Regions from separate parts of the Homo sapiens genome. Here region 1 is linked to region 2. Evidence: chromatin loops called from intact Hi-C (ENCODE). Cell type or tissue: gastrocnemius medialis. All regions are shown on one strand.

Evidence for each region. Peaks named below come from ENCODE experiments on the same cell type or tissue, not always from the same donor. Only the 100,000 strongest peaks of a DNase experiment are listed, where the experiment ranks them.
Region 1: it touches region 2 in a loop (2.1-fold over the local background); 1 of 110 quality-filtered maps calls a loop at or near these places.

Annotation. Positions count from the first base shown.
Region 1 is chr1:165,402,558-165,405,057 of GRCh38, forward strand. All of the region lies in intron 9 of RXRG (retinoid X receptor gamma), which reads right to left. Among named protein-coding and RNA genes, the nearest start is that of RXRG, 41 kb to the right of the region's middle. In gastrocnemius medialis, a CTCF peak has its summit at 1,512; no DNase peak of the experiment used is centred here.
Region 2 is chr1:165,736,726-165,739,225 of GRCh38, forward strand. The region is part of intron 6 of TMCO1 (transmembrane and coiled-coil domains 1); the gene reads right to left. Among named protein-coding and RNA genes, the nearest start is that of TMCO1, 31 kb to the right of the region's middle. In gastrocnemius medialis, no CTCF peak of the experiment used is centred here; a DNase peak (open chromatin) is centred at 1,346; H3K27ac peaks cover 1,370 bases.

The DNA of each region.
Region 1 (2,500 bases), 330 kb before region 2:
TTCACACCCATGTGCCCGCACACACATCCTCACCACTCACACACGCACACTCACACTCTTTTACACTGTCACATTCCCTTGCATACATGCACTTACACACACACCCTCACACATACACACATGCCCACTCATGCACACTTTCACATGAACTCACATGTGCCTGCACACACACCTTCACACACACTCATGCACACACACCTTCACACACTCTCATGCATACACACCTTCACACATACTTCACATGTTTGCACACGCATCCACACACTCATGCTCTCACACTATATTCATGCACATTATACACAATACACATACTCACACATGTGCACACACTCATTCTCACATATCTCATGCCTGTGGTCTCACATACATGCACATGCACACTCTTACACACACGTGCATGCATGCACTCACACATACACACATGCAGACACACTCCACACTCACACTCTAACATGTTCTTACAACATGCACACACACATACCCTCACACACTCACTCATACACACCCTCACACACATTTTTCTATAACTGAGGACATTTGTTGTGAGATTCACAAAAGGGAGAAAGACCAGTGTGTGAAGGAATTCATCTCCCATCTGCATGTCCTTTCGGGTACTTCTCTCTGTGACATTTTTCACTCTGTCTGTGTGACCCTCTGTGCACAGTGCAATGCCAGCTCATTTTTAACGTTATTAATGCTACTAGACATAAAGTCACTCTACTCACAACTTCCAAAAAAAGCTCAAGGACCAAAATCACTTTAGTCACTGTGGCCCTAAGTCAGAGATTTCTGGTTCCAGATGAATCTTTACTGAGTGTCACAACATTATTTCATGAAAAAGTTACAAATTAGAATTTCAATGTTCCTTGAAAATGTGTATATTTCTACACTTATGCCATAAGACATTTTAAAGAAATGTAGCAATACAAGGAAAATAAAGCGGCACCATCTAAAAAAGTAGAAATTGCTTCCCTACATGGAAAAATTAAAGATCTATGCCAATGCTACACATTACTTCAAAAGCCTCCAGTGGTAAAGCCCCTGAAAGCATTTGAGTGGCATCACCATTCAGGAAAGAGGTAGTTAGAGAATAAGGAGGCTGAACTCCCGGCCGTGCCTCTGCCGTTAAGCTTTATGGAAGTAGGCAAAGGAAACAGCTTCTCTGTAAGTACAAAGTTAGACTGGGATTAACTTTAAAAAATTTTTTTAACTCTAAAAAGGCCACGATTTTACAATATCTAAAATTCGAAGTATGCCATCATACTACCCTCTTTGTTGTGTGACCTGGATTTAGGAACTGAGATCAAGGCTAATAGAAATAAACACACCCATGAACGTCACAGCATTCCTCACCCACAGGTTAGCAGCAAGGGGCATTTATGCCTTTGAAGGTGCCTGCTGTGTGTGCAAGAGAGTGTGTGTGTGAGTTCTGTGACCTGACTTTTGATCTCTGCTTTCTGATCAGAGTGAAAGCAGAATGTGGCCCTTGTGACATGCACTTCTGAAATGTTTCCACAGAGTGGCAGCACTCTCCCACTGAGAAATCTGCCTCTACCTGGCTGTGCCAGGATCCCCTTCAACCAGGTTCTGCGGACCAGAGGTGACCAGCCCTCAGCACACCCACATGCCTGGCCAGTGACACCCCTGATGTACCTACTGAGCCAACTATGAACACTTGATCAGGGCAGTCAGCCTCAGTCCAAGCTGTGATGGACAAACCCAGGAGACTATGCAGGGGACTCTGCCACCTCCTTGCAGTTCTAAGTTCTGCCCTAGTCCTGGCAACAAGTGTTGGCCTCTCTCCCCAGAGTGTGGAGGCAGCCCAGCCCCCTGCCAGCCATATTCTGGCAGAAGAGTCAAGTTCCAAAGTTTTCAAAGTGATATGAATTAGAAACAACCCAAATGTCAATCACAGGGCGATGACTAAATACATTAGGATATGTTCACACTGCAAAATATTACAAAACCATTGAAAATGATAATTTGTAGTTGTCAGTAATTGAATAAAATTTCTAGAATGGCTAAGGGAAGAAAATAATACACCAAACTGTATAATTTCATATCTAGAAATGCATACATGACATGCGTAATACATAATAGTTACACGAGGATACACACGAGACATAATAGATACACGACAACACTGGAAAGAAATATACCAAAATATTTACAATAAGTTCTTATTACCTGTTTTTTGTTTTTGTTTTTGTTTTTGTTTTTGATGGAGTTTCGCTCTTGTCATCCAGGCTGGAGTGCAATGGCATGATCTCAGCTCACCACAACCTCCACCTCCCCGGTTCAAGCGATTCTCCTACCTCAGCCTCCTGAGTAGCTGGGATTATAAGCTCATGCCACCACACCTGGCTAATTTTTGTATTATTAGTAGAGACAGGATTTCTACATGTTGGTCAGGCTGGTCTTGAACAACCGACCTCAGGTGATCCGCCAGCCTCAGCCTCCCAAAGTGCTGGGATTACAGACATGAGCCACCGCATATTTT
Region 2 (2,500 bases):
AAAAAAAAACAAAAAACAAAAAAAAGAGAACAGGGAATGGAGTCCAAATTCCAAATGTTGGAATTAGCACACAAGGTTTTTTTGTTTTGTTTTTGAGACAGAGTCTTGCTCTGCCGCCCAGGCATGAATGCAAAGGCGCGATCACAGCTTACCACAAACCCGATCTCCAGGGCTAAAGCAATCCTCCCACTTAAGTCCCCATAACCCAGCAGCTGGGATTACAGGTACATGCCACTGTGCCCAGCTAATTTTTGTATTTTTTGTAGAGATGAGATTTTGCTCTGTTATCCAGGCTGGTCTTGAACTCTTGGGCTCTTGGTCTTGAACTCCTGCCTCAGCTTCCTAAATGCTGAACAGGCATGAGCCACCACACCAGCCCAGCAGACAAGGTTTTTAAAGCAGCTAAATAATTATGGACATAAAATATGGCTCATAATATATTAACAAACAAGAAATCTCAGGAAGGATGCCAAATAAAGCAAAAATTCTGAAACTGAAAAATATTACCTAAAATTCAAAAATCATTGGGTAGGCTTAGGGTTAACACAGATTAGAGGAGTCTGTGAACTTGAAGACAGATCAACAGAAATTATCCCATCTGAAGAACAGAAAAAAAAAAAGATTTAAAAAAATTCAACATAGCTTCAGTGTCCTGTTGGACAATACCCAAAATGACTAATATATAAGCAACTGGTGTTCCAGAAGAAGAAGAGAGAGAGAATGAGGCAGAAAACAGTTAAAGAAATAATGATTGAAATTTCCCTACATTTAATGAAAACCATAAGTCCTAGCAGGAAAAACTTTAAATAAAAATACTCTAGGCACATCACAGTCAAATTTCTGAGAACCAATCTCAAAGAGAAAATCTGAAAGTAGCTAGAGAAAAGTGACATTACTTACGAGGACACAAAGACATGAAGAACTTTTCAGAAACAATGGAGGCCAGAAAACAGTGGAAAGGCATTTAAAATGCTTAAAGGTTAAAACGAACAAAAAAGCCAAACCAGAATTCTATGTCCAATGAAAATATCCTTCAAGAATGAAGATAAAATAAAGATATTTTCAGATAAATGAAGATTAAGAGAATTTGTCACCAGCAGACTTGCACTATAAGAAGCACAAGAAAGAAAAATGAAATTCCTTAATGCTATACCATGAGGTGAAGATTCAGGCAATCCTTCTCAGTGACAAGCTTCACTTCCTGTTACAGCCCACCAACAGCTCTAGATTCAGTAGTCCCTATATCCATTACAAACGTTCATGCCTCCATGTTTCCTATGCCAAGAACACTTAAGATTGGAAAGCTGCCAGGCGTTCAGCACTTTGGGAGGCCACAGCAGGCAGATCACTTAAGGCCAGGAGTTTGAGACAAGCCTGGCCGACATGGTGAAACCCTGTCTCTACTAAAAATACAAAAATTAGCTGGGTGTGGTGGCATGCACCTGTAATCCCAGCTACTCAGGAAACTGAGATGGGAGAATTGCTTGAACCTGGGAGGTGAAGGTTGCAGTGAGCTGTGATTGCGTCACTGCACTCTAGCCGGAGCAACAGAACGAGACTCTGTCTCCAAAACAAACAAACAACAACAAAACAACCGAAAAACCAGGCCTATTTCTTTGCCAATGGCATTCATGGGAAAATCACGGTACAGTCTACAATTTGAGTTTCTGAAATCCTCATATTCTGACTATTCATTTCGCAGGCAACCATAGAGTCAATTCTTATGTAACCTAAGATCTTAAAAAGCAAATAAAACAACAACATGTAACCTAAGATCTTAAAAAGCAAATAAAACATGTGGAAATAGCAGGCTAATAAGGATTTTAGTTCAAAGGAAGAAGCATATATTCCATGATAACACTTCAAATGCTGTTAAGGCATTTCAGACTGGATATATTAATATGTTCATAATTCTCTTGTGCATAAGCTAACAGTGAGTAATAGGTAGAGAAACAATTTATAATTAATAAAACAAAAAGTATAAAGGTAGGTGACTTCTGTGATTTTTCCAAGCTTTAAGTATTTCAGACTATTTTTGTTTTTAGAATTTAAGTAATAAAATTATCTGCAAGATGACTATCACTGAGGATGCTGCAATAAGTAGTTAGAATTCAGCTGGGATCTTGGGGAAGACAACTATATACCAAAAGAACAGATCCTTCAAATACAACAGTTTTACATTAGCTATGCAATACTATAGTCCTTATAGACTTTTTTTCTCATGCGTGTCATGCAGAGAGAAGGCACTCTCTATGAACCAGGCAGGAAACAGGCCCTCACTAGACACTGAATTTGCATACACCTGGACAAGTGGAAATAAAAAGTGTTAGTATATATCCTCCTTAACTGAAAACAAACATATGAAAATTTTTTGTGTTTTTTGCTGCCCACCTCCCCCTCTTTTTTGTATTCAGCAAGCATGTTTCAGTAGGCTGTACCAGTCTAGGATCTGCAGATTTTCTTATTTTAACTTAATAGCATATACCGTACACTTCAGTTC